2 separate regions of the Homo sapiens genome follow, and region 1 is linked to region 2. Evidence: chromatin loops called from intact Hi-C (ENCODE). Cell type or tissue: heart right ventricle. All regions are shown on one strand. Each heading gives the region's core, and the rest is flanking DNA. Links, peaks and the distances in the headings are about the cores only.

What was found. Hi-C counts contacts between places; a loop is a spot of excess contacts. Peaks named below come from ENCODE experiments on the same cell type or tissue, not always from the same donor. Only the 100,000 strongest peaks of a DNase experiment are listed, where the experiment ranks them.
Region 1: it touches region 2 in a loop (2.1-fold over the local background); 30 of 110 quality-filtered maps call a loop at or near these places.

What each region holds. Positions count from the first base shown.
Region 1 is chr7:1,005,595-1,020,749 of GRCh38, reverse strand. CHLSN (cholesin) reads left to right here. Exons shown (of 5, transcript NM_001318252.2): 3 at 10,607-10,800. LOC124901570 (a long non-coding RNA gene) reads right to left here. Exons shown (of 3, transcript XR_007060184.1): 3 at 14,679-14,962. Among named protein-coding and RNA genes, the nearest start is that of MIR339, 9.9 kb to the left of the region's middle. In heart right ventricle, for the core only: no CTCF peak of the experiment used is centred there; no DNase peak of the experiment used is centred there.
Region 2 is chr7:1,057,869-1,073,023 of GRCh38, reverse strand. All of the region lies in intron 2 of CHLSN (cholesin), which reads left to right. CHLSN-AS1 (CHLSN antisense RNA 1) reads right to left here and starts at 7,293. Exons shown (of 3, transcript NR_187853.1): 1 at 6,940-7,293. GPR146 (G protein-coupled receptor 146) reads right to left here. Exons shown (of 2, transcript NM_001303473.2): 2 at 13,763-15,155. The coding sequence ends at 14,507. RefSeq lists enhancers at 1,659-2,441, 2,442-3,225, 7,151-7,320, 10,451-10,620 and a silencer at 8,377-8,671. In heart right ventricle, for the core only: CTCF peaks have their summits at 6,868 and 7,082 (motif pointing right); a DNase peak (open chromatin) is centred at 7,083; H3K4me3 peaks cover 796 bases.

The DNA.
Region 1 (15,155 bases), core at 3,546-11,545, 53 kb after region 2:
CGGCAGTGATGGGCTGGTGTCTGCCCCTGAGATCAGAGGTGAACAGGAATGGGAGCCTCTGTTTCCTGCAGGTCCTCCCTGCTCGGGAGGTGGGTTCGGTAAGGGCTGGGTTTACTGTCATTCATTTCCTTACATCATCTTGGTCTTAGCTGTGTGAGACTAGCTGTCCCTGCAGTCTGGGAGGGGTTGGCCTGTTCCCCAACCCGCTACAGCCCCCTTGTGTGTGGTATCCGCCAGACATATCTCGATAGTGGGGGCTCCAGGTGGGGGCGCCGAGGGGCCCTTGGGTGGAGACGCAAGATGGGGCAGCGGCTGGCGAGAAGCGAACCTAGGGGGCTCCTCTCTGGGGCCCAGGAAGAGTTCTTGGAGAGGCTGTCCTGGCTCTGACAGGAGAGCGGGCCTCCCCTTTGGTGGGCGTGCTGGGCGGGGCCCCAGGCTGCAGGAGGACTGTGATGGGAGCAAGGGGTGCCCCCTCTCTCAGGGAGCCCCAGGAGGGCAGAGGCTGCAGCGCGTGTTCACAGGACGGGAGCATGAGGGAATGCACTCCGCGGCGTGGGAAGAAACAGTCGTGGGGACCAGGGCATCGCACGCGGGGCCTGCCGCATCCATGCACTGCTGGGCCTGGTGCCCGTGTTCCCGCAGAGCAGCAGACACCACCACTCCGCCGGCCCTTGGATCTCTCCTCAGTGGGAAGAGAGGCTGGGGACGGGCCGGCCACCTGCCGCCTCGCTGGACTTCTGCCCTGGGATTCCTGAGACGAGAGCCGAGCGTCCTAAGCTGCCCTCGTCCAGGTGCCCCGTGGCCTCCCTCGGGAAACGCACTGTAGCTTGGCCTCCGGGCCGCGGTCAGTGCCTGCGGGCCTCTGGGTCCAGGCTGTGGGAACTGTCCACTTCCTGGGAGGGCAGGAGTGAGAGACCTGAGTGGGTGACCCCAGGCAGCCCCAGCCCCCCACACTCCATCAGGAGAAGAGGGGTCAGGGCCACAGCCAACCAGTCTCCGCTTCCTGCTTGCTTCCCACCGCCTCTGCCCATCTGGAAGCCCTGGCTGCAGTGGGGGCCCTCCTCGTGGTGATGGGCCTGGAGGTTCTTGGCGGCCACTGGAGCTTCCTGCAGCCACTAGGCCTGCGCAGCCTCCCCTCTGCCCACAGGGCAGCCCCACGGCCACCTCCGCTCTGTGGTTTGCCTTCTTGGACTCAGGGCTTCACTGTTTTGAAAAGCCCGGGTGCTGCAGTGAGGACCCCGCTCCGCATTTCTGCCGGGAGCTGTGAGCAGCCAGGCCAGCCTCCTCACGGTGCCAGGAAGCCTCTCCTTCTGGCCCAGAGCAGCAGCTGCCCCTTCCAGCATTGACCGTGGGTGATCAACAACCTGGCATGGGGGCAGGATTTTCCCTATAGAACCATTGAACAACACGGACCTGTCAGCTCAAGGTACCTTCTGGCTTTGCAGGTGGCTAGAGATCCATGCAACCACAGGTGGGCCTGGTTGGGCCCCTCCAAACCCTCACCCTCTTCCTCCCTCCCTTTCACTCCCCCCCCCCCGTTTTTTTTTTTTTTTTTTGAGACAGAGTCTCACTCTATTGCCCAGGCTGGAGTGCAATGGCGCGATCTTGGCTTACTGCAACCTCTGCCCCCCGCGGGTTCAAGCAGTTCTGCCGCAGCCTCTCGGGTAGCTGGGATTACAGACGTGCACCACCATGCCCGGCTAATTTTTGTATTTTTAGTAGAGACGGGGTTTCACCATGTTGGCCAGGCTGGTCTCGGACTCCTGACTCAGATGATCCACCCACCTCGGCCACCACGCCCGGACCACTCCCCAGTTCTTGACAAGTCTGCAGTTCCTGCACTGTCCTAGACTATGGAACACCTGGGAGGGACAGAGAGCTTGTCCTGGGACCACCAGCTGGACGAGCCTATCACCCACCCCCGAGGTAGAAGACCTGGGGCGCAGCCCTGATCTATTGATTTTTTTTTTTGAGGGTCTCACTCTCATCCAGGCTGGGGTACAGTGGTGTGATCACAGCTCACTGCAGTCTCGAATTCCTGGGCTCAAGCCAGCCTCCCACCTTGGCCTCCCAAAGCACTCAGATTAACATGTGTGAGCCAGTGCACCTGAGCTCCACCCTGATTTACATAAAGACCACACTCTGGGCTGGACCCCACCCGCCCGCGTGCACACCTCAGCTGGAGCCCACGCCAGGTGCCTGCTCCCACTGGGCAGGAAGTGCGGACCTCCGAGAGGCACAGGCTGGGCCTGCTGGCCATGGGTGTGCCCATCACGACTCCCTCGTCATGTCTCCTCATCACATCTCCTCTCTGCTCGGGGCCAGGCTCTGAGACGCCACAGGCTGATGGCCGGAGCCAGGCGGACTTTGAGTCTGGGTCTGAGATGGCTCCACGTGTACAATGCACACTGGTTTCAAAGCTGTGGAGTGAGAAGAAAGACGTGCTTTCGTTAGTCACTTTTTATATGGGTTACCTGTTGAAGGGGCAACCCCCTGTTCCTGTAGGGCCTCGGCTCTCACTTCCTGACTTGGACCCCACCCGCCAAGCCCTAGTGTGCGTGTCCTGGGCCTGTGCTTCCTGCCTGGTGGGAGCTGGTGCTTAGCCAGGGCTCAATGGAGAGAGCAGAGATGATGGCAGGGGTATGTGTGCACGCGTGTGTATGCGTGCTCGTGTGAGTGGGGATTTCTGCCTAGGGTGTGGGAACGTCTGAGCCCCGTGGGGACTTTGGGTCATTATTTAAATTTGGGCTAAGTTCTACTAGGTCTTCTGTCACCTGCTGGAGTTATTTTCTTTCTGCCACATTTTAGAAAATAAAATGCACCGAACAAACATGGGGTGTTCCTACCGCAGCATGGGAAAGGCGAGGCGCCATCCCACCAAGGCGGGTGTGGTTTTGAGCCCTGGATGCTGGGCCCCAGAGCGCCTGGCCTTGTGTGCAGTGGGGGGCGGGGGCAGAGAAGCCCCTTACCCTGCCGTCCGCAGCTGCCCCTTCCCCGCCGTCCGCGGCTGCCCCTTATCCCGCCGTCCGCGGCTGCCCGCGGCAGTCAGTTCACGTGTTGGGGTGATCCCACTGGAGAAGTCTCCCCTCCAGGAAAGTTCGTAAGCATTGAGTCCGTGTCTTGTTTCCCCAGAAGAAGGTGCAGGAGGGTGTGTAGCTGTCTCGCTGTCCTCCACCCCGCTGTGTGGAGCCCTCCCCACCTCCCCTGCCATCCAGGGATGCTCCCCAAGGGCCCGATGGCAGCGACACTGGAGCCCTGGCCCCGTCACCCGGCTGACATCGTAGGACAGCAGCGCCTGCCTCATGCACACCATCCCCTGCATGGCTACTGGACGGGGTCCAGGCCAGGTGACCCCTTCACCCACACAGCAGGGCACGGCAGGCCAGGCTGGTGGTGTCCTTCCCTGCAGCCCCTTCACCCGCACAGCAGGGCACGGCAGGCTGGGCTGGTGGCGTCCCTCCCCGCAGCTCCAATTTGAGCAGGGAGCTCCTTATCTTCCCTCTGAGAGACAGTGGGTCCTTTCTCTGCCATTCTTTGATGCAGCACGGCCACCACTTCCCCAGGGAGCCTGAGCCTGGGGCCAGAGGCAGAGGCCCAATGCCCACAGCCTGAGGTGCTCTGGGCCCGCGTGGCCCTCAGACCAAGGCTTCCGAGTGGTCCGGGCTCTCCGCAGACCCCACACCCTCAATGACATGCACAGCAGAGGACCAGGGTGCGTGGGTGGGCGCTGCTGTGTGCTGCTGTGTGCTCCTGTGCGCTGCTGTGCGCTGGTGTGTGCTGGCGTGTGCTGCTGTGCGCTGGCGTGTGCTGGCGTGTGCTGCTGTGTGCTGCTGTGCGCTGGCGTGTGCTGCTGTGCGCTGGTGTGTGCTGCTGTGCGCTGCTGTGTGCTGTGTGCTGCTGTGTGCTGGCGTGCGCTGCTGTGCGCTGCTGTGCGCTGGTGTGTGCTGCTGTGTGCTGCTGTGTGCTGTGCGCTGCTGTGCGCTGTGCGCTGGCGTGTGCTGCTGTGCGCTGGCGTGTGCTGCTGTGTGCTGCTGTGCGCTGGCGTGTGCTGGCATGCGCTGCTGTGCCCTGGCGTGTGCTGCTGTGCGCTGCTGTGTGCTGCTGTGCGCTGGCGTGCGCTACTGTGCTCTGGCGTGCGCTGCTGTACGCTGCTGTGTGGTGCTGTGTGCTGCTGTGTACTGGTGTGCGCTGCTGTGCGCTGGCGTGCGCTGCTTTGTGCTGGTGTGTGCTGCTGTGCGCTGCTGTGCTGCTGTGCGCTGCTGTGTGCTGCTGTGCTGCTATGTGCTGGCGTGCGCTGCTGTGTGCTGGCGTGCGCTGCTGTGTGCTGGCGTGCGCTGCTGTGTGCTGCTGTGTGCTGGCGTGTGCTGCTGTGTGCTGGCGTGTGCTGCTGTGCGCTGGCGTGCGCTGCTGTGTGCTGCTGTGCTGCTGTGTGCTGCTGTGCTGCTATGTGCTGGCGTGCACTGCTGTGTGCTGGCGTGCGCTGCTGTGTGCTGGCGTGCGCTGCTGTGTGCTGCTGTGTGCTGGCGTGTGCTGCTGTGTGCTGGCGTGCGCTGCTGTGTGCTGGCGTGTGCTGCTGTGTGCTGCTGTGTGCTGGCGTGTGCTGCTGTGTGCTGGCGTGTGCTGCTGTGTGCTGCTGTGCGCTGCTGTGTGCTGCTGTGCGCTGCTGTGTGCTGCTGTGCGCTGGCGTGTGCTGCTGTGTGCTGGCGTGACACCGGAGGGGGAGCGTGTTTTGTCTGGGATCCTCATGTGACACCTCAGACACTAGATGGTCCTGCCCAGACAGACGCCGGTCCAGGGTCACTGAGGGGCGTCAGGAGTATTTCCGTCTGGTCAGGTGACATCAGTGTCACATGGGCATTGCTCACAGAGGGGCCCCTGGAGGAAGGAGAGTGGCGGTCAGCACTCGATGACCTTTGGCCTCGCTTCACCGTGGGTGAGGAGCTGCCCACCGAGGAAGCCCGGGCTGGGTGTTGGGATGCGCTCCTGCCTTGGTGCCTCCACGAGGGCTGGGCATTAGGGGCCCACAGGCCGCAGCTTCAGTCCCTCTGGCCCTCTGGGTTAGTCCTGGCCCCGCCCACCAACCCTCTGGGTTAGTCCTGGGTCCTCCCTGCTCTCCTGGGTCAGTCCTGGGTCCTCCCTGCCCTCTGGGTCAGCCCTGGGTCTCCCCACTCTGCCCTCCTTTCTTAGGTGAAGGCTCTGCTCCCTTAGACTTGGGGGGAAACAGGAAGGTCTGGCTGGAACAGATGACTTTTTCTAAACCCTGAGTCCAGAGCGGCGTGGATGCCTGTGGGCACTGGCAGCTGACAGCTTGCATGAACCCAGCCTCTGCAGGGGCTCCGATGGCCCAAACCCTGTTCATGAGACAGGGACTTGCACATTCCTCCCTGAGCCTCAGGTTGACAAAGACCTGCTGGTGCCTGGGGGATGGGGAGCCCACACCTGCTCTCATGCCCGGGGGACGGGGAGCCCACACCTGCTCTCATGCCTCAGGGACAGGGAGGCCACGCCTCTTCCCGACCCCACCTCTCTTTCCTCACCCCTCAGCCCCCCCAAACAATTTAGCAGGGACCCAGGAGCCACCCAGGTCACTTCCCATCACACCTCCCTGGTGTGAGGCCACGGCTGGGGAAGGTCATTCCCAGGCTGGAGAGACTGGGCAGGGGTCACTGTCCTTTTGGGCTGTTCTCAGAGCCCACAGCAGCCGTGTCAGGCCCTGCCCGGCAACGCGGCCCCCACACAGGACCTGCTGGACCAAGGCTGCCTGCTCCTCCCAGCCCTGGGGCTCTCACCGCACAGCCTGCACACCTGTGCTCACTGCACCGTCCCTGCAGGGCAGGGAGGGCCCGCAGGCAGGAAGGGGCTGTAGACAGAATTGGTGCTCGGATCTGAGAGCTGGGCTCAGGCCGGGACAGGGTGACACCAACCGGAACGCTGCCGTGGCCGGATCGCTGCCGTGGCCGGCGGCCAATGTGGCCCCCTTCTCAGGGCTCGTTTCTGTGCATGTGGTGTTCACAGTCATCACTTAGGAAAATTCGGAACCGTGGAGATTGGTGTCCAGTCCAGGGACCTGGTGCCAGAGCCAGTGCCAGGCTGGCTTTATGGAGCCCCGCGTGTTTGTCCCACGTTTCCTGTTGGCTTAAATTCACAAACCTGGGAAATGATGATGGTTTTTATTTTTGCCAGTTCTTTTTGTTGGGGTATGACTAGCACGTTACCCACCTTGGACATCTCCAGGAAGAGCCAGTGTGTTGTGGCGAAGCCTCACGCTGGGGAGCACGGCTCACACAGGGCCCGTGTCACACAGATGGACGGGTGGGGTGGGCGGAAAGGAGCTGTTGGGTCTCTGCTGCCTCAGTCGAGTCTACGGGAACCTTTTAAAATCAAATTAGTGTCATTTCTTCTCTGTGTCTCTTGCCAGGAGTTAAAGGCATAAAGGAAAAACATAGTTTTCATGCAGTTGTATTTTCTCAAACAGTGTCAGCTTCTCTGTAAGAATCTCACGGCTCTCTTCTCTGGAAGGTGCTGTGGCAGCTGATCCACTTTGCTCCTCCCAGCCTGTAGGGTTTGGCTTTGTGGTTTGTTTTCAGTGTATTTGTTGAGTACAGTGAACATTTTCATTGCCTGATGGTAAGGATTTCATGTTTGACTGCACGAGTGCCGCGTTGCTTGAGGTAGCCTGTGGAAGTGTCCATGTTGTGAAATACACAGCGTAGGTGCAGTGACAGGCCCGCTGGCCGCCTCCCCATCCCAGTCCTCGGGGTCGCAGTTTATCTGTGTGGGTGCAGGTCCTGCGTAAAGCTTTTCATGCACATTGAATTGTTTTATGCATTTTCAAATGTAATCCTCAAGACATCTAACCGCAGGAGACAGAATGTGTGGCTGGAATTTTTATTTTTCTGTACTTCATATGAGTGTCTGTATTTCATCAAGTCTGAAATGCTGAAGACTGTCCTAGCATTGAGATAGGGTGACTGTACTTTTGTACGACTTTCTGCTTGCCCTGGGATGGTCCAGAGACGCCGGCTTTAGACATCACACGTCTGTGACAGGCCGGTGCTTCCTTCCATGAGGCCCGTCCCATCTGTGTTGGAAAGCCTTCATGTTAGGAGAGAGACTCTTGCCCTGACAGCGTCGGCTCAAAGCCGCCCACAACACCTCTCCCAGAAGAGTGGCCCCAGACTGCAGGGTCTGTGGGGTGGACACTGGGCCTAGAGGGGCTCCAGGGGGCCCAAAGTCTGCCCCTTCCCAGAATCCTGGAGCCGGCAGGAGCCTGGAGTCACCCCTGGCTGCTGCGCCAGGCTTTGCATCCTAGGCCTGAAACTCAAGTCCCTAGAAGGGGCCCTCACAGGCTTTTATTTGACACTGGGATTCTTTTAAAAATTTTTTGGTGTGTACTTAGGTAATTTACAAGCCCTTGGGGCAACTTTGGGAGCTCTATGTGATAGTGTCAAGTTTGTTAAAAGTATTTGCTAATTAAACCCACGTTCTTATTTGCTAGTGAAACCCGCGTTCTTTGGAGGGTCGGCACGTGGGTGGCAGTTAGAGAAAGTTCTCCGCTGCTCGTCTGTGGGTGACAGCCGTCCTACCTTGCTCACCTGTGCTCTCCGGGCCAGACACTGTGCAGGCCAAGCAGAGCAAGCAGCAGGTCCCGGCATTACCACGCCCGATCCTGGCGGCCCCACCACCCTCCCGCGCTGCTCCCATTCCCCACGACCTGCCGCGGCCTGTGCCCTCCAGCCTGCCTGGACCTGCTGCCTCCCGCCCCCTCCAGCTGCACACCCTCCCGGGGCCCGCCTGTGTCATCCCAAGATAGCTGAGGTCGCTCACGTCGTGGTCACAGCCTTGGGGAATTGCCTGGTCCAGGACAGTGAGCGCGAGCATAGGGCGGCCGATGGCACGGAGTGGAGCCGGCACCCCCAAGGCAGCGAGCGCGAGCACGGGGCAGCCGATGGCGCAGAGTGGAGCCGGGCACCCCCAAGGCCCCTGGCTCTCCGGGCGCAGCACCCTCACTCCAGCTGCCCCTGCGTCTTCTGTTGAGGCCCAGCACAGAAAGCAGGAGTTTGGAAAAGTTAAAGGTGCACCGGCCAGTGTCAGGCACAGCCCAGGGCAGTGGGTGGCACTCCTGAGCTTCCCACCTCGTGGCCACAGTGGCTCCCTCGGGGACACGGGAATTGGGCTGTGACTCCTGCCAGGTCGGGAGCGCTGGTGGCCAGAAGCAAGAGTGGGTGTGAAGGAAGCTGTTTCCGCAGCATCCAGGCTGGTGCCTGACACAAGAAGCAGCCCTGCACCGGGCGCTCAGGAAGCCTGCGGGAAACAGCTGGGCCTGCGGGTCCCCGGCTTGGCCCCGATATGGGACGGCCTGGGTTCCCCTCGCCATCCACCCCAGGCCAGCGCCCACGTTGCTGTTGCCCACAGCCTTGGCCCCGTCCTCACCACTCTGGCCACCAACCTGGGACCCTACCACAGGGCCCTGCCCACCTGCTCAGGGCCTGTCCGGGTGCCCCACGCATGTGGGCTGACAGACCCTCGGCCACCGCGGCGGCCCCTGTGCAGCCCTAACAGTGTTATGGACTTTGGCCCGTGTGATCAGCCGTGGACTGCGTGGCCCATGGAGTGGGGGCCGAGGCTGGGCCTGTGCCAGGAGGGTTTTTACCTTTCAGGGCCAGTTGTTGTGCCTGCCCCGTTGGCGGCTGTGGGCGGCTGTGGGCCTAGGAGGTGAGCATGGAGCTGGTTGGAGCCGGTCAGTCACCAGGCTCCCCTGGGGGTGTCCACATCCCCACCATGAAAATCTTGCTCCCCAGAGCCCTGCGTGCCTGGCCTGGTGGGTCTCAGAGCTTCCTGCCTGTGTGTGTGGGCGGCCCAGGCCTTCCCACCGGGACTCTTCAGCCTCTCTGTGCCAGGCATCTGCCAGGGACGGTGCTCCTCGTCCCCCAGGCCCTGTCTCTTGCTGCGGACCCCTGGCAGGCTCTAGGGGTGTGGCTGTGGGTGTGTTGGCGTGTGTGTATGGTGTTTGTGGGTGTCTGTGGGCGTGTGTGGGTATCTGTGGGTGTCTGGGTGTGTGGGCATCTGTGGGTGTCTCTGGGTGTGTTTGGGTATCTGGGTGTTTGTGGGTGTCTGGGTGTGTATCTGGGTGTGGGCGTGTGTGGCTGTGGGTATGTTGGGATGGTGTGTGGATGTGTTTGGGTGTGTTTGGGTATCTGGGTGTTTGTGGGTGTCTGCAGGTGTCTGGGTGTGGGTGTGTCAGGGTGTCTGGGCGTGTGAAGGTGTGTCTGGGTGTGGGTGTGTCTGGGTGTCTGTGGGCGTGTTTGGGTGTGTGGGTGTTTCTGGGTGTCTGTGGGTGTTTGGGTATCTGTGGGTGTCTGGGTGTCTGTGGATTTGTTGGATGTGTGTGGGTGTCGGTGTGTGTGGTTGTATGTGGGTGTGTGGCATGTGGGGGTGTCTGGGCGTGTGGGTGTTGGTCTATGTGTGGGTATCTGGGTGTGGGTGTGTTGGGTATGGGTGGGTGGGTATGTGGGTGTCTGTGGGTGTGGGTATGTGTCCGTGTCTGTGGGTGTGGGTGGGTGAGTGTGGGTGTATGGTGGGTGTGGGTGGGTGTGGGTCGGTGTGGGTACATGGGTGAGGGTTGGGGGCTGTGTTTGGCTGTAGGGGTGAAGTCTGTGAATGTGTGTGTCTGTGTCGGGGGGGTGGGTTGCATATATATCTGTATGTAGGGGGGCTTGCCTCACTCTTCTTTGCTCTCCCTGGGGTGGGATGCGTAGGCGTGGGCTGTGCCCGGCCTCCCTTCCTGGAAGCTCCCGGTGGGCGCTGCCTGGTTGATTCCCACGCCCCTAGCTGTTTCCCTGGGCTCCTGGCCTTGCTCGGAGTCTACACTGATGTTCTGACTTTTCCAAAAAAGACGAAGCATGTGGACAGCGGCTGGGGTCACCTCATGGTCACCCCGTGGCCCGGCTGCCCCGGCTTTGACGCTTTGCACCGTCCTCTTCTTTTGTTAATGAGGGGAGGGTGGGCAAGACGGAGGGCCTGTGCTTTCCTGGCAAGATGTGGCTGGGGACACATTGTCACAGCGGGCCCTCTCCCTCCCTTGGGGGTCTTGGCCCCCTCCCTGTCCCCAGCCTGCAGCCCAGGGGGAGCCAGGCAGCCAGTGACCTGCCAGAAAGCAGCAGGCCCCAGGCACCGTCCTCGGGATTTGGGTCGGGTCTGGGGCCAGCACCTGGCCTGTGTGATAACAGACACCAGCACACCTTCAGCCCTCCCTGGGGGCCGGCCCGGATCTTCCCACACTGTGTGGGGTGGGGCAGGACCTCACAGAGCCTCGGGAGCCGGGAGTCTGTGGGAGGTGGACCACGGGGGTGGGGAAGGGGCCTCTGGGCAGTTAATCCTGGCACCTGGCGCCTGCCCGCAGGACTGGCCATCCTCATGTGACCTGTCTGTCTCTTCGTCGTAGCACAGGCTTAGCAGGATGGTGTCGGCTGGGGCCAGACCCAGTGCTTGGGGACAGAGCTTTTGGCCACTACTGAGGTGAGGGTGGGCTCGGGAAGCCCCAGGCAGCGCACCCGTCTCTGGATACCCTCCATCCCCGAAGCCTAATGTGTTCCTTGACTTTCAGGGCGAAGCTGTGCTCAGGCCCGGGCTGGACGCAGAGCCAGAGCTGTCCCCAGAGGAGCAGAGGGTCCTGGAAAGGAAGCTGAAAAAGGAACGGAAGAAAGAGGAGAGGCAGCGTCTGCGGGAGGCAGGCCTTGTGGCCCAGCACCCGCCTGCCAGGCGCTCGGGGGCCGAACTGGCCCTGGACTACCTCTGCAGGTGAGCGGCCCTGCCCCACGCGGTTCTGTCCCGGACGTGCGTCTCAACCCCTGCCTGAGGGGGTCGAAGCCTTCACTCGCACACACTGTGTGGAAGGTTCTAGAGCAGTGAGGTATGAGCGTTCATGCCAGGCCTGTGCTGCCGCCGCTGCCCTTTCTGTCTGAATGGCCCAGAGCCTTCAGGAACTTTCAGGGGCGGCAGCAGAGCCGCTGCCCGTGCAGGGGTTGCCTGGAACTGTGCTTTTAGAAATGGGTCTGATGGTGAACCTTGCCCCAGGTGTACGTCACCACAGGAAGAATCCACGGGCCTGGGTGCTGCTTGGACGTGGGGGTGAGGAGGAGGGAACTCGTGGTGGCCTTCAGCCCTCACTCACAGTGACAGGAGGCGCCACTGCCACCCAAGAGCGGGAAGACGGGGATTGTGGGGTGCTGGGCACAGGGTGCCATCTCCCTGGCTGCCTGCGGCGTGGCTGGGTGGATGGTGCCTGCGGCGTGGCTGGGTGGACGGTGCAGGATTGCAGGGGTCAGAGGCTTTGGCGTGGGCTCCACAGCCTTGCGGGCTGTGGCCACCTCCCCGGCGCTTACCAGCACAGGCTGCTGCCCGTTCCTGTCCGTCTCCCTGAGTGCTGACTGCACCTAGAATAAGGGGTGTCACGGCGTCCACGTGGCTGGCTTCCTCAGAGACAAGAACTGGGTCCCTGTGATGAAGTCACCCTGAGGGGCAGGGTGTCCTGTGGGGGCACTGGCCCTGCCTGGGAGGACAGGCTCCAGCCGCACCTCTGTGGGAGGCCCTCGGAGAGATGACCTCCTCGGAGAGATGACCCCCAGTGTGGCTGTGCAGCTAGCGGAATGAGCAGCGGGGCCTGCGTGGATGTGCACGCTGCGTGCACGTGCACGTGTACGTGTGTGCATGTGTGTACGTGTGTGCATGTGTATGTGTGTGTGTGTGCGTGTATGTGTGTTCGCATGGGTGTGTGTGCACGCATGTGTGTTCGCATGAGGGGGTGTGCGTGTGCATGTATGCGCATGTGTATACGTGTGTTGTGTACGTGTGTGCATGTGTATACGAGTGTTGCGTACACGTGTGTGCGTGTGTTTACGTGTGTGCGTGTGTATACACGTTGTGTATATGTGCGTGTGTACATGTATACACGTGTGTACATGTGCGTGTGTGCGTGTGTGTTTATGCACGTGTGTGTTTATGTGTGGACATGTGTGTTGTGTGTGCATCCCCAGGACGGTCCTCCACCTACAGGAGAGGGGCTCTTGGCTGCCCTGCACCAGGCTCAGCGCCGGGCTCAGGAAATGGGGATGGGGGCAAGCCTCCTGTTTCTCGGAGCTGAGGCTGCCTTGGGGGTCATAGAATGAGCTCAGCCATAGCGTTGGGTGGATCCGGCTGGAACCAGTTGAGTCATCATGGGTCTCTGCACTGGTCAGTTCTCTGGGAGGCTTAGCTTCCCTCTCCCTGAGGAACGTGGGGCTGAGGCCAGGTGCCCAGGGCTACCCCAAGAGCTCTTTCTTGCTCCAAGAACGCGCTTGGCCCAGGGGACCCAAGGTGCTGGCTGTGGTGTGAGGCTGCTGCCTCCTGCGCTTGCTCCTGCTTCTCTGCAGGCAGGGCCACAAGCCACCGCAGGGTCAGTCGCTGTAGACAGAGAGGGCTTCAGAGGCCGTTAGTGCAGCGTCTCGAGCCCAGGTGTGGGCAAGGTGTGGGCTGGGCAGAGCAGGTGGACACAGGCCTGGAAGGTGCCAGCCGCAGGAATGGACTGTAGGCTCCCTGTGGGAGGCAGAGGGCGACTGGGGCCTGCAGCTGTGCCACCTGCACCTTGCCTGTCTCCACTGGCAGGTGCCTCGGGGCGTGGCTGTTCTGGACCTGCCCTGATGCCTGGGGTGGGCGGGGTTTGTCCGCCTTCCTCCCCAGGCCTGCCAGCACCTTCCGCTGCTCTCAGTGTGGACTGTTAGACAAGGGGGACGTTGGGGACGTGGGCAGGAGAGGGGGGACCATCCGCTCCACCACGTGGCTGCCACTCCCTGGTCTTCACCCTGGAGGCGCCCTGACTCCCCTCCCATGATCACACACCCTCCGAGCACCCCACGGGAAGGTCCTGAGTGCCTGGGAGCATGCCCTGCTCCTGTCCTCAGCCTCACCCTCCTCTCCCCCTCTGGGACCTTCCCGTGGCCCCCTCATGCTACTCGCAACCCCCCAGCGGCAAGTCCTGTGCGGAGGCACTGTGTCCTGCGTGTGGGAGGAGGGGGGACTCTTACTTCTCAGAAACAAAGCAGCCCCTTCCCACAGGAGCTTCTTCCAAGGCCTGGGATCCACACACCAGGAGGCCAGCCACAGACACGGGCACCCCGGCAGGAGCTTCTCCTCTTTCCTGGGGGTCTCCAAGGGTGCCCGCAAGCCCAGCCGCATCTGGCTGCCAGATCAGAGCCCACGTGGATGTGTGGAGCCCACGGTATCCCTGGCAACTCAGGGTTTTCCAAAGAGAGGGAGCCCGGGGATTCCCACAGGGGAGTGTCCTCAGCCTGGGGGCTGCTGGGGACCACTGGCCACGCCACGGCTGGCCCACCACAGAGCCCCCAGCCCAGGGGCAGCGGTGAAGGTAGGTGCCCGAGTTGTCCTCCCCCTGCAGAGGCCCTGGACTGGGACTCAGGAAGGACATGCTGGCCGCCGTGGCCCATGGCCATCTTATGGGCTTTCCACGAGGGGTTCCTCCTGGAGGCAAAGCCATCTGCAGCCAGGTGGGCTGTGTGTGGAGGAGACCCCGGATTGTTCTGGTGAGCCCTCATGGTGGAGAGTTTCCTCTCATCTCTCTGGGAGGCACCCCACCCATTCCAGGATGCCCTGGGGGTCTCCCCTCCAGATCCCCCGAAGGCTCTGCCCCCAAGACACGTCGACCCAGCGCCCGTGGGGTCTTCATGCCCCGTCCCTAGAACCCGGGTCGCAGGCTGGGCAGCATCCCCACACGGTGACCTTGGCCTGTGACCTGTGACCATACCCTGGGCTGTTCTTGCATCTCAAGGGTTCATCTTCTCTGCAGCCTTCCTGGGGTGCTCCTGGCTTTGTGTGAAGCTGGGGCTGGTGGGAGCTGTGCAGCAGGGCTGGGGAGAGGAGGGTCCAGAGGGTGGGATGGGGGATTGTGGCCGTCATGCGCTCTTTCCCTGCGCTGTGGCCGTCGTGTGCTCTTTCCCTGCAATGTGGCCATCGTGCGCTCTTTGTCTGCGCTGTGACCGTCATGCGCTCTTTCCCTGCAGTATGACCGTCGTGCGCTCTTTCCCCGCGCTGTGGCCGTCGTGCGCTCTTTCCCCGCGCTGTGGCCGTCGTGCGCTCTTTCCCCGCGCTGTGGCCGTCGTGCGCTCTTTCCCTGCGCTGTGGCCGTCGTGCGCTCTTTCCCTGCGCTGTGGCCGTCGTGTGCTCTTTCCCTGCAGTATGGCCGTCGTGCGCTCTTTCCCTGCGCTGTGGCCGTCGTGTGCTCTTTCCCTGCGCTGTGGCCGTCGTGTGCTCTTTCCCTGCGCTGTGGCCGTCGTGCGCTCTTTCCCTGCAGTATGGCCGTCGTGCGCTCTTTCCCTGCGCTGTGGCTGTCGTGCGCTCTTTCCCTGTGCTGTGACCGTCGTGTGCTCTTTCCCTGCACTGTGGCCGTCGTGTGCTCTTTCCCTGTGCTGTGACTGTCCCCTCGTTTTCCCAGCAGGGGCCCCAGGCTTGGTCACCCAGCTCTGTTTTTCCAGCTCAGAGCCGTGTTGCTCTGGCCTTGCATAGGCGGAAGTTTGGGAGTGCTGGAAGCAGTCCCTCCACTTTCTGTGGGTCTCTGGGTTGCTGGGTCCACTGTGGTAGTTACACGAGCGAGGCACACGGCTGTCAGCGGGCAAGCCTGTTCCTCATTAAAGAGAAAAAAGAGTTTATTTATATGCTTAACGCAGGAAATTGAAGATTTACTTTCCATATAACTGAAAAAAGAAAAGAACACGCCTGCTGGGTGTTCACGTTGGGGGCAGGTGGCGAGGTGACCGCTGCCTCCCTGGTCCCTGCAGGCTTTAGCTCACCATTTTCGGGGGCCGGCCCCCTGCCTGGGTCTGCTCGAGGCGGGAGGTGGTGCCCCCACAGGAGAGAGAGGAACTGGGACCCGGGCCACACGGATCCAGCCGGGACGGGGTCCCCCACTCACCTGCGGGAGGACGAGAGCAAGTCACTCCTGCCGTGGGGCAGCCCAAGCCCACCCTCCTCAGGTCCCCATGTTGCCCAGCACAGCATGGTGTCTTAGCTTCCTTGCACCCCGTGGCCTCCGGGCCTGGAACCCTGGAATGACAGGCCAGAGCAGAGGCCAAACTGTCCCATCAGCGGAGCTTAGGGGACACTTC
Region 2 (15,155 bases), core at 3,132-11,131:
TTTAAGATACAGATTACCATACTGACCCAAGAAGAACTTTTGAAGGCTCTGTCAGTCCTGTAACGATTAAAGAAATTGACTCCAGGCCAGGCGCGGTGGCTCACTTGAGGCCAGGAGTTCAAGACCAGCCTGGCCAACATGGTGAAATCCCATCTCTACTAAAAATACAAAAATTAGCCAGGCGTGGTGGCGCACGCCTGTAATCCTAGCTACTTGGGAGGCTGAGGCAGGAGAATCACCTGCACCCAGGGGGCGGAGGTTGCAGTGAGCTGAGATTGCGCCACTGCACTCTAGCCTGGGCACGATGGAGCGAGACTCCATCTCAAAAAAAAAAAAAAAAAAAAAAAGGAAAGAAAAGAAATTGACTCCATAATTAAAGCCTTTCTACAAGGAGGGCTGCAGGCCTAGCTGGCGGCACTGGTGTTGCCCCTCAGACGTTTAGGGAAGCAGTAACTTCAGCCCACAGACCGTTTTGGAAAGCTCTGTGTCTCAGATGCAATGATCATATCTAATTATGAAATGTGTTTAATCATATGCCTAAGCGCAGAAGCAGAACGCACAGCCCTTCCTTGACTGGACCCCATTTGACCCTGGAAATCCGAGGAGCAGTCGTGGTCCCGTGAGTGTGCAGGGCCTGGCAGGGCCAACCGGTGTCTGCCCCACTGCGTGTGTGCAGGGGCATTCATGAGCTTCGCTGCAGTCGTGCGTGCTTTGGACGTTTTCCGTGCCCTCCTCAGCACACGGGCTGCAGATGGGGAGTGGCGAGAGAAGAAGGGCAGCAGAGGCACCGTGGGCGGGTCAGTGTGTGCTGACCGTGGGCAGCCAGGATGCTTACGGCTCCAGGACCATGGGGAGGTGGGGGCACTCTGTGTGCATGGGAGGGTCTGGGTATCGGAAGGCCATCTTGGATCCCCGCTTAGGCCAGAGTCTAAGGTGTCTATGGATGCCTTGCCCAGGGCTCTTCCATCCTGAGCGCTGGGCCCCTCCCCGCTCTTCCCCTGTGTGGCTGGGTGACTGTTGGGTGCCACTTGCCCGGAGCTGCTTGGCTCTGTCCTGCAGCCTCCCCACGTGTGCCGACCAGGTGCAGAGCCTGTGCTGCGGCCGTGCGGCCTGGGCCTGGGGGTGCAGTCTTGGGTGCCGAAGCCCTCCTTCTAAGGTGTCCTAGGCTGGCTCCGCTCAGGTGGGTGAGTCCCACAGGGGCAAGGCTGCCTGTTGTATGTGGTGTCGCCCGCAGGCATGCCATTCCACCTTGTCCCATGCTGGTGACACCGAATGTGGTCACTTGACTGAGGTGGGCGTGCATCATAGGACTTCCCTGGCAATGCGTCCTGTGGCGACGGTGCCCTCCTGACCCCTCCCACCCGGTGCCTTTGCGTCTCCTGAACCTGTTCCTGCCCAGGGTCTGTGGAAACAGTGGCTTCTATGAAGACTCACAGTGGTACTTCTCCTCCCTCTCCCCTTTCCTCCCTCTCCTGCCTGCTTTTTGGAGTGTCGCTGTGGACTCATCAGTTTTTGTGGTTTTTAATGTATTGTGTGGCCAGTGGGAGCCCCCCAGCTGCCCCCACCAGTGCCCAGGCCCACCTCACATCAGCTTTTCTCCAAGGAGCTCTGGTCCTCTCAGCGCACCTGAGACTACCAGTGCTAGTGCCACAGAGCCCGGGGCCACAGCACCTTCCGGTTTCACCACTCACCAATGCATCGTTTATTAAAGTTTCTTTCAAAAAGAATTTTTAAGCCTATGTTGTTGTACAGCTGTTTCTCGCTTGCTTTTCTTGCCATTGCACCTGATCTGCTGCTGACGTGCGGGAGGGTCATTAAAAGATTGACTTAAATTTGATACCAGAAATGTCAGTGTGGCTTTGCTTGAACAGCCGCGTGCGGGGCCTCTATGAGTGGAATCCAGTCTCATGGCCCCCCCATGGCTCCTGTTACCCTGGAGGAGGCTACTCCATGAGGCTGGCTCCGGTGGCACTGCCTCGGGGCTGCATGTACATGTGTGTGCATGTGTGTGCATGTGCGTGTGCACGTGTGTGTGTGCCCGTGTGCATGTGCCCGTGTGCGTGTCTGTGCTGTGTGTGTGTGCATGTGTGCGTGTCTGTGCGTGCTGTGTGTGTGCGTGCATGTGTGTGCACGTGTGTGCATGTGCACGTGTGCGCACCCGTGTGCATGTCCGTGTGCACGCGTTGTGTGTATATGTGTGCACGTGTGGATGTGTGTGCATGTGTGCACGTGCGTGTCCGTGTGCGTGCGTGTGCATGTGTATGTCTGCGTGCGTTGTGTGCATATGTGCGTGCATGTGTGCGCGTGTGCGTGTTCATGTGCTCGCGTGTGCATGTGTATCGTGCACGTGTGCGTATGTGCGTGCATGTGTGTGCATGTGTGTCCGTGTGCGTGTTGTGTGCGTGTGTGCATGCATGTGTGCATGTGTGTGCGTGTCCGTGTGTGCGTGTTTGCGTGTGTGCACGTGTGTGCGTGTGTCCCTGTGCACGTGGTGTATGTGTATGCATGTGTGCATGTGTGCGCGTGCATTCGTGTGCCCGTGTGCGTATGTGCGTGCATGTGTGCTGGCCGGGCAGAGGGGCTCCTCACTTCCCAGTAGGGGCGGCCGGGCAGAGGCGCCCCTCACCTCCCGGACGGGGCGGCTGGCCGGGCGGGGGGCTGACCCCCCCACCTCCCTCCCGGACGGCACGGCTGGCCAGGCGGGGGGCTGACCCCCCACCTCCCTCCCGGATGGGGCGGCTGGCCGGGCGGGGGGCTGACCCCCCCCACCTCCCTCCCGGACGGGGTGGCTGCCGGGCGGAGACGCTCCTCACTTCCCAGATGGGGTGGCTGCCGGGCGGAGAGGCTCCTCACTTCTCAGACGGGGCAGCTGCCGGGCGGAGGGGCTCCTCACTTCTCAGACGGGGTGGTTGCCAGGCAGAGGGTCTCCTCACTTCTCAGACGGGGCGGCCGGGCAGAGACGCTCCTCACCTCCCAGACGGGGTCTCGCCGGGCAGAGGCGCTCCTCACATCCCAGATGGGGCGGCGGGGCAGAGGCGCTCCCCACATCTCAGACGATGGGCAGCCGGGCAGAGACGCTCCTCACTTCCTAGATGTGATGGCGGCTGGGAAGAGGCGCTCCTCACTTCCTAGATGGGATGGCGGCCGGGTGGAGACGCTCCTCACTTTCCAGACTGGGCAGCCAGGCAGAGGGGCTCCTCACATCCCAGACGATGGGCGGCCAGGCAGAGACACTCCTCACTTCCCAGACGGGGTGGCGGCCGGGCAGAGGCTGCAATCTCGGCACTTTGGGAGGCCAAGGCAGGCGGCTGGGAGGTGTAGGTTGTAGTGAGCCGAGATCACGCCACTGCACTCCAGCCTGGGCACCATTGAGCACTGAGTGAACGAGACTCCGTCTGCAATCCCGGCACCTCGGGAGGCCAAGGTTGGCGGATCACTCGCGGTTAGGGGCTGGAGACCGGCCCGGCCAACACAGCGAAACCCGGTCTCCACCAAAACCAGTCAGGCGTGGCGGCGCGTGCCTGCAATCGCAGGCACTCGGCAGGCTGAGGCAGGAGAATCAGGCAGGGAGGTTGCAGTGAGCCGAGATGGCAGCAGTACAGTCCAGCTTCGGCTCCGCATGAGAGGGAGACCGTGGGGAGAGGGGAGAGGGGAGAGGGGAGAGGGGAGAGGGAGAGCTATTTATTGTTTTTTGAGACGGAGTTTCGCTCTGTCGCCCAGGCTGGAGTGCAGTGGCGCAATCTTGGCTCACCGCAACCTCTGCCTCCCAGGTTCAAGCGATTCTCCTGCCTCAGCCTTCTTCGTAGCTGGGATTACAGGCATGTGCCACCACGCCCAGCTAATTTTGTATTTTTAGTACAGACGGGGTTTCTCCATGTGGTAAAGCTGGTCTCGAACTCCAGACCTCAGGTGATCCGCCCGCCTCGGCCTCCCAAAGTGCTGGGATTACAGGCATGAGCCACCGCGCCCGGCCTAAACGTGAGACTTTTAATGACGGTCTTGCAAGATCGGGTGTCTGGTGGGCAGGCACACCCAGCACGGTCACAACAAGCCATTTATCCCCCAGTACGCAGGCCCCTCCCCCGGTTCCTCACAGGCTGAGTACTCTGGGGTCACAGTCTTCCCGGACATCACCTATTGGTTGTCGGGCAGGGGCTGTAGGTGTTTTTTTAGGGTTGTCCTGCTGCATTTTGTTGCAGCCCACAATGCGTTGCAATCCTAGTCAGCTCAGGGGCTTTTCAGGTATTTGACTTATGACCTAAGTAGCTGGGCAGACTGATAAGAACAGACAAAACAAGCTATGTTGCAGACGAGTAAAACTTTCGTCATAGACTAAAAGTTTTTGGGTCAGGTGAAGGCAACTAAGCGTTGGGGGGAAGACTGGGGATGGGGAGGCCGACAAGCAGGCATCGGCAACCCAGGCAGGGGCCTGGTCTTCTGTAGCTTGCTGACCTAAGCAAGCAAGACACTGTGTCTTGGAAGTGGACCACTGTGTACATTATTTCCTTCACTGAGAACTGATTTTGCAAAGCCGAGTTTGTGTGACTGTGGAGGGCGAGTGTCCACACCAGGCAGCGTCCAACTCAGCGCTGTTTCTCAGACTGATGTCCCGGGGACAGTCACAGACCCCCGGGGCTGTCCTGCTCCCTGCCGGGTGGCAGTGACCATGGGGATGTGCATGAGGGCTCTAGGTCTGAGGGGTGGTTTGTCCAAGGTCATGGTCAGAGCCAGGACTGACACCTGGGTTCCAGCCTCCGTGCCAGGGGTGTGGCGTGAGCACCACGAGGGGAAACTGGGGACATGTGACACACTGCAGCGCTGAGGGGCCCTGTTCTGAGGAGCCAGTGGAGACCTGAGGACAAAGCATCCGTGTCTCAAGGCTTTGCCCTCTGCTAAGGTGGGCACTGCAGGGACCCCTGAGCTCCACAGAGAAGCGGACCTTACTGGGAGAGGAGCCTGGTGCGCAGGACCGTTGCTGGGGCCGCAGCGTGTGCTGCAGCGTCCAAACGCAGCTCTGGGTTTGTGACTGAGCATGGCGGTGATTCTGCCAGAGGCGGGAAGCCTCCCTGGTGTGCACTCCAGCCTGTGTGAAAACTGTGCCCCAAACCCTCACCTCTGGGGTGCACTCCAGCCTGTGTGAAGACTGTGCCCCAAACCCTCACCTCTGGGGTGCACTCCAGCCTGTGTGAAGACTGTGCCCCAAACCCTCACCTCTGGGGTGCACTCCAGCCTGTGTGAAGACTGTGCCCCAAACCCTCACCTCTGGGATGCACTCCAGCCTGTGTGAAGACTGTGCCCCAAACCCTCACCTCTGGGTGTATTCCAGCCTCCAACAGACTGTGCCCCAAACCCGCACCTCTGGATGTACTCCAGCCTCCACCAACAGACTGTGCCCCAAACCCTCACCTCTGGGGTGCACTCCAGCCTGTGTGAAGACTGTGCCCCAAACCCTCACCTCTGGGGTGCACTGCAGCCTGTGTGAAGACTGTGCCCCAAACCCTCACCTCTGGGTGTATTCCAGCCTCCAACAGACTGTGCCCCAAACCCGCACCTCTGGATGTACTCCAGCCTCCACCAACAGACTGTGCCCCAAACCCTCACCTCTGGGGTGCACTCCAGCCTGTGTGAAGACTGTGCCCCAAACCCTCACCTCTGGGGTGCACTGCAGCCTGTGTGAAAACTGTGCCCCAAACCCTCACCTCTGGGTGTATTCCAGCCTCCAACAGACTGTGCCCCAAACCCGCACCTCTGGGTGTACTCCAGCCTCCACCAACAGACTGTGCCCCAAACCCTCACTTCTGGGGTGCACTCCAGCCTGTGTGAAGATTGTGCCCCAAACCCTCACCTCTGGGTGCACTCCAGCCTCCACCAACAGACTGTGCCCCAAACCCACACCTCTGGGGTGTACTCCTGCCTCCGCCAACAGACTGTGCCCCAAACCCTCACCTCTGGGATGTACTCCAGCTTCTGCCAATAGACTGCCCCAAATCCTCACCTCTGGGGTGTACTCCAGCCTCCGCCAACAGACTGTGCCCCAAACCCTCACCTCTGGGTGCACTCCAGCCTCCGCCAACAGACTGTGCCCCAAACCCTCACCTCTGGGTGCACTCCAGCCTCCGCCAACAGACTGTGCCCCAAACCCTCACCTCTGGGGTGTACTCCTGCCTCCGCCAACAGACTGTGCCCCAAACCCTCACCTCTGGGGTGCACTCCAGCCTTTGTGAAGATTGTGCCCCGAACCCTCTCCTTTGGGGCATGTGGGGCCTTCCCTCGTGCCGGGCTGGAGGCTCAGGCTTAGGGATGGGCATCGGCCTCCCCAGCAGGCCCCTGGCAGACAGCTGGGGACGCAGTACCAAGGGTCTGGGGCTGGTGGTCTGGGAGCCTCTGGGCATCCCGTGGACAGACAGGTAGGAGGGCAGGTAGGTAGAGGGCAGGTAGAACCCCTCGTCCCCCCTTCTCTCCTCCAGCTTTTTCCACGTTGAGGTCTGGTCCTGGACTTCCCAACTTACTGGAAGGAATGGCCCGGGATCCTGGGACAGTTTGTAGGGAAGGGAAAGGCTGTTGAGCAGGGCCCCCCGCCGGGAAACAGGCAGTATCCTCCGCTCCCCTGTCCCTCAGCATGGCCCGGAGCTGGCATCTGTGGGCCACGATGGGCCCCAATTAGCCTGGCCCCAAATCTGCTAGGCGGCGTCCAGGCGGCGTGGGGGTCCCGTAGGAGCCCCGCCGGATGCGCAGACACCTACGGCCGCACCGTTGCTGCGTTTGTCGGTATTTTTCCCATTCCGGTCCCCTTCTGTGGGCCTGGGGAAATTCTGGGGGAGGGTGGGCTTTCTGGGCCGGGACCCCGCAGCGCCATGGAGCTTGTCCAGGAACAGAACCGGCGCATTCTCCTTGTCCTCCAGCCGCCGGCTGCCGGCGAAAGCCGTGGCGGGAACTCACCGAGTCGTGTCGGCCCCATGCCGCCTATTGAGAGGCATCCGTGCCGGCCGCGCAGGGCTCCCTCTGGTCCAGGCGCTCTGGTCCTCGGCGGGGCCCCTGCTCTCCTGGTGGGGCCCTGAAAGTGACGGCACCCCGACGGCCACTGGAGGGAGCTCCAGAACCGAGCCTGCCCTTGAGGCCGGAAACCGCGGCTGGCCCTGGAGCTGCCTTTGGATCGCGGAGTATTAAAAGTGCCCGCACTTGAAATCTTACTGCGTGTCCTGAAGAGAGCCCTGTCCCTTTCCCATGAGATGCTGAGCCGTGATCTGTACTCGGGAAGCACACAGATCTCCTGTCTCCACCCTGGCGTGTTCTGACAGGTGCAGCCGCTGTGTCACCAGCACCCCGGCAAGGGAGACCGCCTCCGTCGCCCCTCCCTGGCCCACGCCCTCCCAGACCCGGCCCTCGTCGCCGCTGTGTCGCTGGTGAGGTGGGTTCCCTGCTCTGGAGCTGCTGAAGAGGCTCCAGTACTTTGCACGTGCTCACATCTAGCTGTGTCCCCGCAGCTGCATGTTTTGTGAGGTTCACCCTGTTGCCGCGCCTGTCCCCGGTGGGTCCATTTCGCTGACGAGTAGCATTCCTTCGATGCGCAGGCCACATCTGTTTATCTGTCCACCTGTTGATGTGCAGTTGGGTTGTTTCCAGTGTTGGGCTCTTATGAGCAAAGCTGCCGTGAACATTTGTATACAGGTGCTTGTGTGGACTTCCGTTCCCATTTTTCTTGGGTAAATGTCTGGAATTGGGACAGCGGGGACAGATGTTAACCATGTTTAATTTTGGAAGTGGCTGCCAAGTGGGGTACGTTTTACCTTCCTCCCACCACCTCAGCTGCACACTTAGTGTATGCCAGTTGGCTGGAGCTGGGCAGGAAGCCAGCCTGTCCAGCCTTGGGTCTGGAGAGGGGCCCCAAGGGGTGCCGTGGCCCCTAGAACAGGATGGGGCCATGTTTCCTCCTGCCCAGGGCCTCATCGTTTCTCAGACTGGTGCTGGGAAGAATCTTCGTGCCCCAAGGGGCTCTGCAGAAAGCGTCCTGTGATGATTAGGGTTGGACAGCGGGGAACGCTGTCTTTTCTCTTTAGAAGCCTTAGTGTGTGTGGCACAGCTCAGATGTCCTGCAGAAAAGAATCGGATGCTGCTCGCTTGACCCGGCGTTTCCCACCCTCCCTCCTGGGGCCTTCTGTGCGCCCTGAGTGTGGGGTGGGCTGGGGCTTCTGGAGCCCTGGAGCCTGGCAGCAGGGGCTGCTCACTGCTGTGGGACCCTCTGGGCTTCAGTCTCCCTCGTGTCCATGGGGCGTCCCCCAGGGTCCCTGCTGGCCCCACATCCGACAGTCTGGGGCCAGGTGACTCGGCCGAGGGAGGAGTCCCTGCACCACGCTAGTTTGGGTGGATGCAGGGCTGGCTCTGGAGACTCAGCCTTTGTCTGCCGGTGCCTTTCAGGGTGACACTTGAGCTTTGAGCTTCGGTTCTCCTGTGTGAGGTCAGCTCGGGATTCCCTCCCTTCCTCTCAGGAGTCAGGGTGTTGCGTTTAGGCGCTGTGGGAAGCTCAGGGTCAGGGTCTGGAACCTGTCAGTGCCCCTGCTCCCCACCGCTGTTCCTTCTGCCCTCACCTTCCATGTCTCCTGCTGGGGGCAGCCTCCCTGCACAGCGTCTCCTCAGAGTCCCTGGAGCAAGGTAAGCCTTGTCTCCCTACAGAGCCACCATCTGCTTCCAAGAGTGGAGCCATCGTGCGTCTTTCCGGGGCCTGTTCTGTGGCTGCTAAGGGCCTGGTCTCCCCATCTTCACGTCACAGCCCATCAGGACCCGGCGCTGTGTCGGGTCTCCTACCCTGCAGCCGACGCGTGTGAAGCCTCTTCCGGTCACGGTGTTCCCGGGGAGGAGACAGACGTGTGTGTTTGTGTGTGTGCATGCGTGCTTGCATATGTGTGCATGCTTGCACGCATGTATGTGTGTGTGTATGCTGCCTGAGGCACACACATCTGTCTAAAGTTCGAGATGTTGAAGTGACTCCCTCCCCTCAGAGGCTGCCAGTTTTGAGTGTGGCTAGTCCCCCTGCCCCCCACCTCTGCAGAGGGAAGAACAGGCTGTTTCTGAGGGGTCTTCCATCTTCCAGGTGGGGACTTGCGGAGCTCTGACTTCTCTGTGGTGTGGTAGAGCTCGCCCTTCTGTGGAAAGAGAACAGCACAGGTACAGGGGTACAGTTAGATTAAGGAGCCGTGGCAAGGGCCCACATTCAGATCAAACCAGGAAGGACCTTACATCACTTAGAAACGTGGGCAGAATCCCTAAAGAGGCGCTTCTTTGGAGAGGCCAAGACGTCATTAAGATGGGAAATGCCTTAATCCTCCCCTGGCTTGGCACAAAATACCAGAGACACATGGCACCAAGGGCAGGTGAGGACGTGAGACCACACTTGGTGAGCGTGCGCGGCTGAGGCTGTGTCTGCCCGAGGAGTGCCCCACGCAGGGGCCCATGGTGGGCGCTGGGAGACACGGCAGAACAGCGCCGCTTCGTGCACGAACGCCTGAAGTTGGAAACAGTCCCCATGTTTGTCAGCAGCAGAGTGGACCAGTGAATTGTAGTGCCTGGAACCCGTAGGACACGGGACACGGGAAAATGACGCACACCCCAGGAGCAGCACAGGGAGCCCGTTTCTCAGGAGCACCCGATCAGTCACAGAGTGAGGAAGAGAGCCAAGGCAGTGAGCAGAGGGAAAGCCAGGGGCTTGCTTATGTTGCCAGACCGGCTGCCAGCCCCTGCCCAGTCCTTGTCCCAGCCTCAGGACACCTCCCATCTGTACCCAAAGATTTGCTGTTTGGGGACAGCGTCGCGTGGAAGCCCCAGATGTGGCCGGGGTCAGCTGGCAGTGTCAGAGCTGTGTTCATCTTGTGGTCCCCCAGCGAGTCAAGGTGGCTGAGCAGGATGGGGCGTGGGTCTGTGAGCGATGCCAGAAGACACAGGATGGAGGAGCCCAGAGAGAACGGAGGGGGCAGGTCAGATGCACTCACACGCTCAGGCTTGGCAAAGCCAGGCAGGCCCAGAGCGATTCTGTAAGGGTTAGGGTTCAGATGAGGGTGTTGAGGGTTAGGGTTAGGGTGGTTAGGGGGTTAGGAATAGGGTGTTTAGGTGAGGTTTAAGTTGGTTAGAGTTAGGGGTTAGGGGTAGGAGTAGGGGTACATGTGAAATGGGCATGTTCACGTTATGCTTCCTGCCTAGATTCTCTGCTCTTCCTTCACTTCCCAACCTGACGGAGTGCGGACCGTGCGCACCGCCATACAGCTCTTGCCAGGCTGCCCTGTGCAGCAGGGCGGAGGCAGGAACGTGTGCTCTCACTTCTGCCGGAATCCTTGGGAGGGCTGCAGGATACCCCAACACCTCAGTTCCATCCTCAGGGCCACAGAAGCCCTCAGGGGTGTAGTCAATGGTGACTTTATTCTTATTTTTCTGGGAGGAGTAACGCCTGTGTGGGGCAGGCCTGCTCCTTCAGCCCGCGTGGCTTACTCCTTCGCCAGCAGCCAAGGTACTCCCTCTGCTACCGTTTGAGACGTGTGGAGACATGGTTTGCGTGCCGGGCGTGTGTGAAGTGGAACCACTCCTGGGTGATTGGGTGGACAGAATTTCTGCAAAGAGGAACTACAGAGGGGTAACCGAAAGTATTAAGACGTACAATTCGAGGGGAAATAACCAATTTTATGATACTTTCTGTTACGGTTACTATTCCTGCTTTCCCTCTGTCGTGTGCTGTGTATGAAAGAAGACGTGTGTAGATTTCCTGATCTCTTCGCCACAATTCACACTAGATCCAGCTTCCTACAATAACTCTTAGAACTTTAATGAAGTGAATCTACAACTAAACTCCCTTTCTGGAATCTTACTTAAGGAAGCAGGGCAAGGTTTTTTTGTGGATAAACAAAAATAAGATGAATGATTTTTGAACTATAGTAGTCAAGAAGTGTTGGTAGCAATATCATTGACCCTGGGACGTCACGCGCTGAAAAACTCGCATCCTGGTGTCTCACAAACTGGGGAAGAATTGGGGAGTTGGGCAGACGGCTGCCTGGAAGAATTAAGCAGTTGGAGAGATGGCTGCCTGGAAGAACTAGGGAGTCGGGGAGACGGCTGCTTGGAAGAATTGGGGAGTTGGGGAGATGGCTGCCTGGAAGAATTGGGGAGTCGGGGAGATGGCTGCTTGGAAGAATTGGGGAGTTGGGGAGATGGCTGCCTGGAAGAATTGGGGAGTCGGGGAGATGGCTGCCTGGAAGAATTGGGGAGTTGGGGAGACGGCTGCCTGGAAGAACTGGGGAGTTGGGCAGATGACTACCTTGACTTTTTACAAGTAGCTCCTTTTTCTGCCCCGAGTGGCTCAAGTTCTTGTGTTCTGTGTGTGATGAGGTGAAGGCTTTGGGAATCTCTCAGGGGCGGCAGGAGGCTCAGGAGGTGCCGAATCTTCCCAGGTGAAGGCAACATAGAATATAGATGAGCAGGTGTCTCAGGAACAGTCAGCGACGCAGCTCCTGGGAAGCAGCCACAGAGACTGGCGGGAGCCTGGGGATGAGGACGGAGGCCTTGGCGCTCAGTGGAGGGTCTCAGGCAGCAGAGGCTGGCGGGAACCTGGGGATGAGGAGGGGACTCGCTGGGTAGGGGGTTGGGGCAGGCCATGGTGCACAGTGAAGTGTCTCAGGTAGCAGGCGAGGGTCTGCGCTGGAGGCATGTGCCTGCCCTGTGTGGGGCCCACCAGGAACAAACAGCTGACCAGGCAGCAGGGTGTCCCTGGGGCCCTCCACAGGGCCACCCAGCAGGGTGGGATGAGGGGTATTGAATGCAGGCCAGTCCCTGCAACAGACCCACAGAAATGAGCCAGTTTGCACCCAAAGCCACTGAGAAATTGAAATAGTGATTTTAGGCCCCTCCTGCCTTTGGGGAGGATAGTTGGATGGTGTAATTCCCGGGCAGAGGCAGCCCAGTGCCACCCTCACCTGTGTGTGGGGTCCGCCCCTTTCCTGGGAGCTCAGCGTGGAGCCAAGGGGGGCTGGAAAGTATCGGCCAGGAAGAGGGTCTCCTGGTTCAAGCACGGACACCCCACCCTGCAGAGCTGGGCTGCAGGGGTAGGAGGGTTGGGCTGACGGCGCCAGCCGCTGGGCAGGGTTCTGTGGGCTTGTGTGATCACTTCCTCATCGGATGCCAGGGTTTCCGCGCAGGCATGGAGATGGGAAGCCCAGGACCATCAGAGACGCGGCCCTTACACCAGCTCCGGCTCCAGAGGGACTGGGAGGGAGGTCAGGCCTGCGGCTTTAAAGGTTCACACCTGAAAACCAAACACTGACAGAAACAGCTCAGAAAACTGTTCTCTAATCCCACGGCTTAGGAGCCTGTCCCGCGGGTCTGAGCTCCCCGCAGGAGCCACCCAGAGCCGCGTCCTCACGAGGCCGACTCTGACCTGCTTGCAGCACGTGATGAATAATGCCAGTGACCTCGTGGCTGAATTCCCAGGAGACTGGGACCAGAGCGTGACGTCCCCACGTCGATGGCTGCAAGGTGCCACTCCCCCCACCCTACCCCCACTGTCCCTGGGGCCGGGCATACTCAGAATTCCAGCGCGTTCAGGCTGTGGGGAGGAAGTGTGCCACAGAACCCCGGGGCGCTCAGGGCAGCTCCCACAGCCACATCGCCCGTCTTCAGAAGGGGTGGGGTCCTCATGGACATGAAGCTCTCACACCCCTTCAGGTCAGGGATCGCTGCCCAGTGAATTTGCCGCAAACTTGGGGGGAACATCTTCCTGTTTTCAGAGCTTTGTGGGCTTTAGAATTGGAGGTAGGGGATTGCAGGCCTATACTTTAATCCTAGAAAATCGGGGAGAGGCGAACAGATGGTGGGGAGGAATGGGGGCTTTTCTCACGGCCACATTTTAAAGTAGATGTTTTACAAAATCCCAATGGGTGGAAGGTCTCCAGCCAGGCTGACGAGGAACAATTGCCCCTGACTATAGACCCGCCTCACTAAGACCCGCCTCACTACGGACCCGCTTCACTACGGACCCGCCCCACTACAGACCCGCCCCACTAAGACCCGCCCCACTACGGGCCCGCCTAAGACCCGCCTCATTACGGACCCGCCCCACTAAGACCTGCCTCACTAAGACCCGCCTCACTAAGACCCGCCTCACTACGGACCCGCCCCACTACAGACCCGCCCCACTACGGACCCGCCTCACTACAGACCCGCCCCACTACAGACCCGCCCCACTACGGGCCTGCCTAAGACCCGCCTCATTACGGACCCGCCCCACTAAGACCTGCCTCACTACGGACCCGCCCCCCTAAGACCCGCCCCGCTAAGACCCACCTCACTACAGACCCGCCCCACTACGGACCCGCCTCACTATGGACCCGCCCCCCTAAGACCTGCCTCACTAAGACCCGCCCCACTAAGAACCACCTACTGACCCGCCCCACTCGGGACCCGCCTCACTAGGAACCGCCTCACTACCGACCCGCCCCACTAAGACCCACCTCACTAAGACCCGCCTCACTACAGACCCGCCCCACTACGGACCCGCCCCACTATGGACCCTCCTCACTGCAGACCTGTTCGCTCAAGTGGAACAGGCCGGTCCGGGCCCCATCTGAGGCTGCGAGGGCCGCGGAGATACGGATGCTGGTCCCAGGTGCCTTCGGAGCTGGCCTAAGGTTCCACCCTGGCCCTCCCACCAGACCCCGTGTGACACAGCCTCCAGCCCTCTGTCCCCTGGGGGCCCTTCAGCTCTGGTATTCAGTCAGAAATCCTAACACACCTTTCTTTTGTTTATTTATATTCTTTAGTTTTGTGCACACTTTGAGGAATTGATTTAGGACAGGTTCATACTGAAAAAAACCTCAGCTGATGTTATCTGTGGGGGCTGGGGAGGGTGTCAGGGACATTTGGTGGCTGAGGAGAGCGCGTCACTGCTATTGAATAGCTCCATTTAACACCAGCCATGTCTCCGCGTCTCAGGCACTTCTGTGAAATGTTCTCAGAACCCTGTGGTGACTGCGGCACACCCGGCAGGCCTTGCTAGCACACGCCGCCCACTGGCAGGGCCCGGCCACCCTGGCTGTTGCCATTCTTTCGTAGGGTTTTGTTCATTTTACTATTTGTCATTTTTCTAGGAAACATCTGTTTTTGTAAAACAAACAAGGGGGAATCAAGTATTTTAACCACAAAGTATAAATACTGGCTCTAAGCTTTCATCACTTCATTGACAAACTGAATGCTGAGGAGGCTGAAGGCGAGGAGGCTTTTGCGGATGTGGACCTTGAGCTGCGTGTTTGGGAGACGCACAGGCCTCGGGGAGACTCAAGCCAGATGCCAGCCACGGGGACCACAGCCTTGGCCCAAGAGTGGCATTTGTGGGAAAAAGGAAACTTCAAGAAAAACACCCCTCCTGCTTCTCTTCCAGCAGCTCGTCTCCTTCTGGAAGGATGTGGGGAGCGTCCAGGGTAACTAAGTGCTCTGCGTCCACCAGAGTCACGTCTCCCCAGGAGGGCTGGGCCGCCTACGCCAGCACCTGCTGCACCCCCATGTGGTCCGGGGAGCAGTGCCGGTCCCCGCAGGGCAGCTTTTTCATCAGCCGTTGGAGCTTGCTGGGGAAGCTCTGGTTCATGTAGCGGTAGAGAAGTGGTGTCACAAAGCTGCTGGAGAAGGCCAGGAGTTTGGAGAAATCCTTCACAAAGTGCAGTAGCCCCAGGTAGTGTGCGTCCACGGGCTTCCCTCGCGAGATGATGACCGTGTGCCCCAGCAGGATCAGATAGTGTGGCGTCCAGAGCCCAAACTGCGTGCACACGGTGGCCACCAGCAGCCTGTGTGCCGAGGGCTCCAGCCGGCCCGTGTCCCGGTCCAGGGGCGTGTCCTCCCTGCGGACGCGGGAGAGTAGCACCAGCGCGTAGAGGGTGGCCAGTGCTGGCACCACGTAGCCGATGAACACCAGCGTGGCGTCGGCAGCTTCTGCGTTCTGCATCTTGGCGCACTCTAGCGCGCGGGTGGACACATGGCTGCAGATGTAGAAGAGCAGCGAGGAGAAGCTGGTCAGCAGCGCGCCACCCCACACGAAGCCGCACACGTGCCGCGTGTTGTACACGCTGGCCATGTAGGTCCGCGGCAGTGCACGCTCGATGTAGTGGTCGAGGCTCAGCAGGGCGGTGGAG